Linked DNA regions of Homo sapiens: region 2 is linked to region 1. A link is an interaction called in ENCODE POLR2A ChIA-PET data of the cell type or tissue named here. Cell type or tissue: PC-3. All regions are shown on one strand. Each heading gives the region's core, and the rest is flanking DNA. Links, peaks and the distances in the headings are about the cores only. Region 1 has its middle 19 kb from the start of NUCB2. Region 2 overlaps PIK3C2A (phosphatidylinositol-4-phosphate 3-kinase catalytic subunit type 2 alpha).

The links. ChIA-PET counts read pairs that join two places held together with the same protein. Peaks named below come from ENCODE experiments on the same cell type or tissue, not always from the same donor. Only the 100,000 strongest peaks of a DNase experiment are listed, where the experiment ranks them.
Region 2: POLR2A ChIA-PET joins it to region 1 with 7 read pairs; 7 of 35 experiments call an interaction of 5 or more read pairs at or near these places.

What each region holds. Positions count from the first base shown.
Region 1 is chr11:17,254,721-17,260,106 of GRCh38, forward strand. No RefSeq gene overlaps it. Among named protein-coding and RNA genes, the nearest start is that of NUCB2, 19 kb to the right of the region's middle. In PC-3, for the core only: a CTCF peak has its summit at 3,937; DNase peaks (open chromatin) are centred at 1,921, 2,711 and 3,811; H3K27ac peaks cover 2,383 bases.
Region 2 is chr11:17,084,106-17,089,491 of GRCh38, forward strand. PIK3C2A (phosphatidylinositol-4-phosphate 3-kinase catalytic subunit type 2 alpha) reads right to left here. Exons shown (of 33, transcript NM_002645.4): 33 at 2,470-5,386. Among named protein-coding and RNA genes, the nearest start is that of RPS13, 9.1 kb to the left of the region's middle. In PC-3, for the core only: no CTCF peak of the experiment used is centred there; no DNase peak of the experiment used is centred there.

The DNA.
Region 1 (5,386 bases), core at 248-5,247:
AACAAAATTATTTTATTTATATTCTTATTCTATAATCCTTTTTTCTATTAAAACAATTTTTCATTTTGTAAACTTTTTTGTTTTAAAAATTAAGACACAAACACACACATCAGCCTATGCCTACGTAGGGTCAAGATCATCAATATCACTCTACATCTTGTCGCCCTGGAAAGTCTTCAAGGGCAATAACATGCACGGAGCATCATCTTCTGGATGTCATATTCTAGACTGTCTTCTAGACTATCTCCTGAAGGGCGTGCCTGAGGCTGTTTTACTTTTTTATTTTATAAGTAGAAGTATTAGGTTGGTGCAAAAGTGATGGTGGTTTTTGCCATTACCTTTTTTTTTCAGACAGAGTTTCGCTCTTGCCGCCCAGGCTAGAGTGCAATGGCACGATCTCAGCTCACTGCAACCTCTGCCTCCCGAGGTTCAAGCCATTCTCCTGCCTTAGCTTCCCAAGTAGCTGGGATTACAGGCTTGTGCCACCACGCCCAGCTAATTTTGCATTTTTAGTAGAGATGGGGTTTCACTGTGTTGGTTAGGCTGGTCTTGAACTCCTGACCTCAGTTGATCCATCCACCTTGGCCTCCCAAAGTGCTGGGATTACAGGCATGAGCCACTATGCCTGAATTTTTTGCCATTATTTTAATTGCAAAAACCGCAGTCACTTTTGCACCAAACTTTGTACACTCTAAAGCAATGATAAAAGATATAGTACAGTCTGGGTGCTGTGGCTCACGCCTGTAATTCCAGCACTTTGGGAGGCCGAGACAGGTGGATCACAAGGTCAGGAGTTTGCGACCAGCCTGGCCAACATAGTGAAACTCCGTCTCTACTAAAAATACAAAAATTAGCCTGTCATGGTGGCGCACACTTGTAGTCCCAACTACTCTGGAGGCTGAGGCGGAGAATCACTTGAACTTGGGAGGTGGAGGTTGCAGTGAGCCGAGATCGTGCCATTGCACTCCAGCCTGGGTGACTGAGCGAGACTCTATCTCGGAAAAAAAAACAAAATACAAAAATTAGCTGGACATGGTGGCGCATGCCTCTAGTCCCAACTACTCTGGAGGCTGAGGCAGGAGAATCACTCGAACCCAGGAGGTGGAGGTTGCAGTGAGCCAAGATGGCGCCACTGCACTCCATCCTAGGCGACAGAGCGAGACTTCGTCTTAAAAAAGAAAAATATATGTACAAAAATTAGCTTGTGGTCCTAGCTACTTAGGAGGCTGAGGTGGGAGGATCACTTGAACCCAGGAAATTAAGGTTGCAGTGAGCTGTGATTGCACCATTGCACTCCAGCCTAGGTAATAAAGTGAGACCCTGTCACACACCCACAAACACACACACAGACACACGCACACACATTCAAATGTATAGTGTGGTAAATAGTAGGCAATAGGAATTTTTCAGCTCCATTTTTAAATCATGGGACCATCATTGTACATGTTCATGAGAATCGCTTGAACCCGGGAGGCGGAGGTTGCAGTGAGCCAAGATTAGGCCACTGCACTCTGGCCTGGGCAACAAGAACAAAACTCCATCTCAAACAAAAACAAAAACAAAAACATGGAGTGTGGTGGCGTGTGCCTGTAATCCCAGCTACTTGGGAGGCTGAGGCAGGAGAATCGCTTGAACCCAGGAGGCGAAGTTTGCAGTGAGCCGAAATCAGGCCACTGCACTCCAGCCTGGGCAATAAGAGTGAAACTCCATCTCAAAAAAAAAAAAGAACAATTATAACAATATTTGAGCATCACTACTCTTGGGCTTTGGGGTCATTATTAAGAAAAATAAGACTTACTGAACACAAGCACTGTGATACTGTGACAGTTGATTTGATAACTGAGATGACTGCTAAGTGACTAATAAATGGGTAGTGTATATAGCATGGATATAATGAACAAAGCGATGATTCACATCTGGAGTGGGACAGAGCAGGATGGCTGAGATTTCATCATACTATATACTACTCAGAATGGCATGCAATTTAAGACTTATGAATTATTTCTGGAATTTTCCATTTAATCTTTTTGGACTGTAGTTGACTGCTGGTAACTGAAACCCAGGAAAGTGAAACTGCATATAAGCGGGGGACTACTGTGTTGACGTAGACAACTATGCTTGACCTCAACTAAGACATTGGCTCAACAAAGAACAGCTTGCAACAGAACTAAACCACTCCAGACTAACCTAATTCAGAACCAAAGCCCGTGGGAGGTTGAGGCAGGAGGATCACTTAAGCCCAGGAGTTCAAGACCAGCCTAGGCAATACAGAGAGACCCCATCTGTACAAAAAATAAAATTAGGCAGGCATGGTGGTGCACGCCTGCGGTCCCGGATACTCCAAAGGCTAAGATGGGAGGATGGCTTGAGCCTGGGAGGTCAAGGCTGTAGTGTGCCTTGACTGTGCTACTGCACTCCAGCCTGGGTGACAGAGAGAGAGAGAGACTGTCGGGGGGTGGGGGGAAGCCTGATTTAGGATGGCTTAGAGCCCAGAATATGCTAGCTTATTCCCGTATTCACTCACTCATTATCATCAAGTAGGTATTTACTGTAGGTCTACTCTGTTCCAAGCACTGTGGTAAGTGCTTAGGATGATCTGGACATGGGAGGATTTCCTAGAAGCTTGTACCACCCTAGTGATCAAATGTAGGGCTCAGCTCCTCTTCCTGTTGTTGTCAGCACATCCAGACTAGTGTCATCAGATAAGCTTGCATAGATTTTCCCCATGACATCATATTCTGCTTCATTTTCATATGGCAAATTTTGTCATATAATAGCATGTCTCATCATGGCCCCACCCCATAACCTTTTGACCTAGTAGATTTCTATACTGGCTTATGACCATTCACTATACAAATATTTATTAAATGACTTTAGATTGCCAGAAAATACTGCCTTTAAGTAACTCACAATCTTTAATTCTACCAAAGGAAATTGATAAAATTGTTTAAAAAGCTACTCCACTGTGATAAATTTTATAATAAAGATGTCTTCAAAGTTCTGTAGGAGGAGGAGTTGTTTCTTTTTTCTTTTTCTTTTTTCTTTTTTTTTTTTTTTTGAGACAGAGTCTCACTGTGTTGACCAGCCTGGAGTGCAATGGTGCAATCTTGGCTCACTGCAACCTCTGCCTCCCAGGTTCAAGCCATTCTCCTGCCTCAGCCTTCTGAGTAGCTGGGATTACAGTCACCCACCATCAAGCCCAGCTAATTTTTGTATTTTTAGTAGAGACGGGCTTTTGCCATGTTGGCCAGGCTAGTCTCGAACTCCTGACTTCATGATCTGCCTGCCTCTGCCTCCCAAAATGTTGGGATTACAGGCATGAGCCACTGCGCCCGGCCAGGAGTTGTTTCTTAATGCTAGGAGAGTGTGGCTTGGGGAAGTAATTTCTCCACTGTTATTTGAAGAATAATTCAGAGTTCAGTGAAAGAGAAGGGCCTTCTAAGAAAAGGAACAGTTTGAGCTGAGGTATGCAGGCAGCAAAGAGAGTGGGATGTTTCAAGGACAGTTGTTGATGATGTTATGGATCTTTTGAAGATATGGTTTATACCACTTGGGGAGTAATAAGATTTCTTCTAAACCTGACCCAAGGATATTTGACACCAGGGATTTGTGTGGGTTTTTTGTACTTTTTACGTATTTATTTTTTCTGTAGAGTTGAGGTCTCACTATGCTGCCAAGGCTGGTCTTGAACTACTGGCCTCAAGCCATCCTCCTGCTTTGGCCTCTCAAATTGTTGGGATTACAGGTGTGATTCACCATGTCCAGCCAACACCAAGGATATTTAACAACAAACATATAATAAGAATTATGTCAATATCAGTGAATTTTCTTGGAAAGTATTTTATGAGTCAAATTTTATTGATTCAGTTTAATTCCATGATTAATGCATGCACTATAAAGCTCTTGAATACACTGTGGGGCAGCAAAACTCTACCTCCGTCCTCTTAGGGTCCTGGCTGAGCCTGGGAATCACATTGACATAAGACAAATTAACAGGAGAAAAGCATAGAAATACAAGTTTTACATGGCACCAGAGTCCTCACAAAGAAATGAAGATACAAAGGAGCAGTGAGAGTCACTTATATACTGAATTGGACTTTGGACAAAGAGTAGTAACTGTGAAAATGTGATAAGGCAAAAGAGCTTGGACTAGGGTAGCTCATTGGATAGAGAAGTGACTAGGAAGATAAGGGTTAGTTTTAAAAGGTTTGTTTGTACAGAATTTTCTTCCTGTCCTTGATAATAAGAATGTTTGTTGGTTTATAGGGAGGGCATCTTTCACATAGGAACTTCATCTCTTGCTTTTAAGAAACAAAATGAAGGTCAGAGTGATCTTCTTGTATTTGCTGTTTTCTTTTTTTAATCTTTAATTCAGGCCAGGTGCGGCGGCTCATGCCCGTAATCCCAGCACTTTCGGAGGCCGAGGCAGATGGATCATGAGGTCAGGAGTTTGAGACCAGCCTGGCCAACATAGTGAAACCCCGTCTGTACTAAAAATACAAAAAGTTAGCTGGGGATGGTTGTGGGTGCCTGTAATCCCAGCTGCTTGGGAGGCTGAGGCAGGAGAATCGTTTGAACCTGGGAGGTGGAGATTGCAGTGAGCCGAGATCTCACCACTGCACTCTAGCCCCAGCAACAGTGCGAGATTCTGTCTCAAAAAGAAAAAGAAAAAAAAAAAAAATATATATATATATATATATATATATATAATTCAAAATAGTCAATATGCCAGAACAGCATACTTTGGGGTGGCATATTCTTCATGCTTTCAATACAATGGGGGCAAAATACTCCCAGAAGTCAAGGGTGGCAGGATCGGAATATTCTTGGGGTTAAAACAGCAGTGTATCAATATTCCACTGCTTCCATCCTTGTCACAATGAATTTCCTAAGGTCTACATAGCTTCTCATGTCATAGATTACCTTCCCCTCCTACAACATATTTCCCAACATTACCTCACCTCTTTGTTATATGGAATTCCCCAAACCAGTGTCACAAACTTGAATGCCCACAAGTGCTAGGTGGATAATATGAGTAAAACTAACTAAATGAGGACTGTGGTAAACTAAGAGTACCTGTCTCATCCAAAAAAAGAAAGCTGTTAGTGTGCTCCAGCCAGCTGTTGCCAGGTAGGAATGCAGACCAAAGGTTGTCAGAACTCCAACATTTTTAAAAAGAAGCCAGAAATCCTGATTTTTATTATAGAAATTCCAAATTTGGCAACTAACTGGGGAAGAAACACACAAAATCCTGTGTGCAGGCCAACAAAACATGTCTATGGGCCAGATCCCACCCCTGGGCAGCAGTCTTGTGATCTTTGTCCTAAAACTTTCAAACTTTTCTATGTTATCATGCTTGAAGGAATGAATGACTGCTCCATTCCCT
Region 2 (5,386 bases), core at 283-5,282, 170 kb before region 1:
AGGTGGCAGACAAAATGTTTGAAACGATAATGGCTAGCAAGTATTCAGAACTGAAGAAAGCTACTGATCCAGTTTTTTTTTTGTTTTTTTTTTTTTGAGACGGAGTCTCACTCTGTTGCCCAGGCTGGAGTGCAATGGCACAGTCTCAGCTCACTGCAACCTCTGCCTCCCGGGTTCAAGCGATTCTCCTGCCTCAGCCTCCCGAGTAGCTGGGACTACAGGTGCGTGCCACCACACCCAGCTAATTTTCGTATTTTTAGTAGAGATGGGGTTTCAGTATTTTGGCCAGGCTGGTCTTGAACTCCTGACCTCGTGATCTGCCCACCTCAGCCTCCCAAAGTGCTGGGATTATAGGCGTGAGCCACCACACCCAACTTTTTGTTGTTGTTGTTGGAGACGAGTCTCGCTCTGTTGCCCAGGCTGGAATGCAGTGGCATGATCTCGGCTCACTGCCACCTCCGCTTCCCAGGTTCAAACAATTCTCCAGCCTCAGCTTCCTGAGTAGCTGGGATTATAGGCACGCGCCACCACGCCCGGCTAATTTTTAAATTTTTAGTAGAGGTGGGGGTTTCACCATATTGGCCAGGCTAGTCTCGAACTCCTAGCCTCGTGATCCGCCTGCCTCGGCCTCCCAAAGTGCTGGGATTATAGGGGTGAGCCACCGCACCCAGCCCTGATCCACGGTTTTAAGAATCTTAAATAGGGCGGCTGGGCATGGTGGCTCACGCCTGTAATCCCAGCACTTTGGGAGGCCGAGGCGGGTGGATCACGAGGTCAGGAGATCGAAACCATCCTGGCCAACACGGTGAAACCCCGTCTCTACTAAAAATACAAAAAATTAGACGGGTGTGGTGGCAGGCGCCTGTAGTCCCAGCTACTCGGGAGGCTGAGGCAAGAAAACGGCATGAACCCGGGAGGCGGAGCTTGCAGTAAGCCGAGATCGCGCCACTGCACTCCAGCCTGGGCGAGAGTGAGACTCCTTCTCAAAAAATAAATAAATAAATAATCTTAAATAGGATACATTCAAAGATATCCATACCTAGGAACATCTTAGTTAATACAGATGGAACAAGGTTAGCCCTAAGGTAATAACTATTGAAGCTGTGTGATGGATTCACCCATGGAGTTCATTATGCTGTTATCTGATTTTGTAAATGATTAAAGACTTGCATAATGAAGTTTTTCAGAAGAGTAAGGATGAAATAAAGATCCTTTTTTTTCTGACAGAAACTGTCACCCCCAAAGCTGGCTCTAATTGAGTTACTGCTCTTTCATGGTCTCTGGGCCCTTTCACATGTCATCTTAGGGTCAGAGAACCACACCTTCACACTGTTACCATTACAGGATGAAGGTACTGTATAAGAAGAATCCACATTTCTCAGTTCTGTAGATACGTCTGTAATATAACTGTTGCAGGACTACTTAATATCTTAAGTACCAAAGGCCAGGGACTATACTCACAGAAGCATTTCCCTTCTAAGAAATAGTGATGGACTGTAGCAAAGTGGTTGCAATCCAGACCTTCAAAGAGTAACTCTCAGGCCCGGCGTGGTGGCTGTAATCCCAGCACTTCGGGAGGCCGAGGCGGGCGGATCACTTGAGGTCAGGAATTTGAGACCAGCCTGGCCAACACGGCGAAACCCCATCTATTAATAAGGGAGGAGACCACCCCTCATATCGTCTTATGCCCAATTTCTGCCTCCAAAGAAAGAAGTAAAAACTAAAAGGCAGAAATGAAATCCACAGGCAGACAGCCCGGTGCCACACCCCAGGCCTGGTAGTTAAAGATTGACCCCTGACCTAATGGGTTATCTATAGATTACAGACATTGTATAGAAATGCACTGTGAAAATCCCTGTTTTGTTCCGATCTAATTACCGGTGCATGCAGCCCCCAGTCACATACCCCTGGCTTGCTCAATCAATCACGACCCTCTCACACGCACCCCCTTAGAGTTGTGAGCCCTTAAAAGGGACAGGAATTGCTCCCTGGGGGGGCTCGGCTCGAGACAGGAGTCTTGCCAATGCCCGCGGCCGAATAAACCCCTTCCTTTAACTCCGCGTCTGAGGAGTTTTGTCTGCGGCTTGTCCTGCTACACTAAAAATACAAAAATTAGCCGGGCGTGGTTGTGTGTGCCTGTAGTTCCAGCTACTCAGGAAGCTGAGGCAGGAGAATCGCTTTAACCCAGGAGATGGAGGTTGCAGTGAGCCGAGATGTCGCCACTGCACTCCAGGCCTGGGAGACAAAGTAAGACTCTGTCTCAAAAAAAAAAAAGAGTTAACACTCAGAAGTCAGAATCTCTATTTGAACATTTTTAGGGGCAACTAACAGGTTAGTTCTGAAATTCAGGATTATTAAACCTAATAGACTCCTGGGTGAGATGCAAAGAACATCAAGAGTGAGCTCATTGCAAAGTCTGGAACCAAAAATGTTAGTATGTCAACAAGGAAAGAAATGATAGCAGAGTTCTTTTATTCCAGAAATATTTTAATACAATCGTAGTACAGTTATGAAGTCACATTCAATCCACTGAATATATTCAAGGTATTAATAAAAATATTATACATCTTTATTCACTATCTTAATATAATTAAAGTATTTGGTTCTTATAGGTAAGATTAATTACCATATTCATTCATATATGCACTGCTAGTCAAACAACATGGAAATGAATGTATGGATTATGATAGTGGGGGTTCAGTCCTTTTTGATCTGAAGTCTAAGTTTCAAAAGTGAATGTTTTCTTTTTTAAATGTCACAATATTTGAATCCTAGAAAGAATAGGCAACTAATTTAAGGCAAGATATTGAAACTTTTATACAACTTTAATTTGAAAAAAGAAATGATCAAAGATCATACATGCCTTAACATTTAGATACCTATAGATTCATATAAAGGCAGTAATAAAAATATCAGTGCAAGTTCTACATTGGGTTCCTCAGTAGAGAAAATAATAGGTTCTTTGAGTGAACCATTATCTTCAAATCCCAAAACACTGGCAAGAAGAAATAATTCTTCTGATGCAGGACAACATGTAGCATAATTATTTTTAGTCAATAAAGGTGAGTATAAAATATTGTGATTATACATAAAAATTAGTGTCTTGGCCAGTTTGTTAAACTTTTTTTAGATTTACTTTAATGTCAGCTTTTAAAAAATGCTTAAAAATCCAACTGATTTAAAATTTATTGATAGTAGTAGTGCAAAGAGGCTCCACTCTACTTTTTGGTACGGGCTGAAGATTAGCATTTCATAAAGAAATAAACTATATGTAAAATGTATGTGTGTTTGAATGAGTAAAGAAGGCACAAAATGAGTTAAATTAAGAGAAAACATTACCACTTGTTCTGAACTCTTAACTGTACAGTATTATAATATACACTTAGATATGAATCCAGATTTCTTATAATGGAAGTGACAGGACATTTTTTAGCTCTATTATTTGTGCTAAAAGACACTGTCATAATAGACTGCAAAAAGGCAGTACATGTTGAGTCTAATTAACGACCTCTACCAAGACAGTTTTTGTTTGTTTGTTTGTTTTTAAATTACAGTGGCTAAGTGATAACTGGTGGAATGGAATTCGGTCTCAAAAGCTTAAGTGAAAATTACTAGTACATTTGCATTTGCAAAGGTACTTACATACTTTAAGGAAATGTTAATGATCTGTGGAAAAAGCAAATGGTGGTGCTTTGATCTGCATTTTAATTAACATTAAATAGACAACACATTTTAACATTTAAAAAAGACATTCATATACCATACTCATGGGTTTAACTACATATGGACCATTAGTGTTAGGCACCAAAAATTTCAAGTCTTTCCCCCACCCCGTCCCAGTGATATATTATCAACTCTTCTATTTCTTCCCTGTAGGTATCACCATTTACATTAAACATTTGTGCAGTTCATAAAAATTCTGTTCTGGGAAACTGAATTGGCGATTGTCCTTTCTCTCTTGGTATTCTTTATTGCATATTTTGTCAGTTTTCTCACAGCAACCTGATTGGTACAATTTCTATTACCATTTTTAAAGTATCTGTATTTCTATTCTAACCATGAGTTCTTATTATATATATGTATATATCCAAATTAACAAAATTGTGTCTGAAGTTGAGTAACTAATAAAAATGAATCTTACTCTTTTTTTCTTTTTTTTTAAGATGGAGTTTTGCTCTTGTCACCCAGGCGGGAGTGCAGTGGCGTGATCTCGGCTCACTGCAACCTCCGCCTCCTGGGTTCAAGCGATTCTCCTGCCTCAGCCCCCCAAGTAGCTGGGATTACAGATGCCCGCTACCACGCCTGGCTAATTTTTGTGTAGAGACGGGGTTTCACCATGTTGGCCAGGCTGGTCTCAAACTCCTGACCTCAGGTGATCCGCCCACCTTGGCCTCCCAAAGTGTTGGGATTACAGGCAGGAGCCACCGTGCCCGGCCGAATCTTATTCTTACTGGTTACTGTAGAATAATTTCAGTCCTGTCCCTTATGATTCTGAATCCAATTATATAAAGGAAAATAACTTTTCATGTGAATGTAAAATGTTTACACACATAAGTAAGACAGTTTACAAGACAAACTGGTCTACACAGACAAAGGTCTATATTAAAGTTCAATCTGGACCCTAGAATTCTTGTCATGGGCCTCTTGTGAAGAGTCTGCCCTACTCAGGAATGGGCACATGGGTTAACAATTTTCACTTATTTACTGAGGGAGTGGAGTATAGATGTAGGGAGGTGAAATTACCATTCCTGGGAATAAATGTAGGATTTTAATGGAATGATAGAATTTATTGTACAATCACATTGGTGAGTCTTATTCAGGTATTAGGCTTAACTATTTAGATAACTAATTCATACATCAGAAGTAAAGGATTTTTTTGTGGGAAAAACATTAGTACATGTACATAATTTCTTGTCTTTAGTAAGCTGCAAGTGAGTGAAAACTATGTACTAATTATTTATCAAATCAGGAAAAAAATCAGAAACGAAGTGCCAGGGAAGCATATAAAGTTAAGGCACCATTATTTACAACATCAGTGATTGGCACTTATTCTGAAAAAGGCTTTAAAGACATGAATAAAAAGCAGTATTACGTTTTTCCCTACTTCTATAAACTACTTAGTAGTTCTTAACTTAGCTATCTATTATTTGTGCTTTGTTTTTCAGCTCCATGAATAGCAGCTGGATTTTACGGTAACATCCTGCATTTTTCCTTTACTTTGGTGTTTGTGAACATTACACAGTGGTAAAGGCTATAAAAGGTGCATAACAGGAAAACACATATGCTTTGCCTCCTTATAGAAAACAATGCAAAATAGGTGGCTGAACTGACATAGTACTGTCTCAAAGTCTTTTTCAGGAATTAGTATATATTAAGTTTAGGGTTT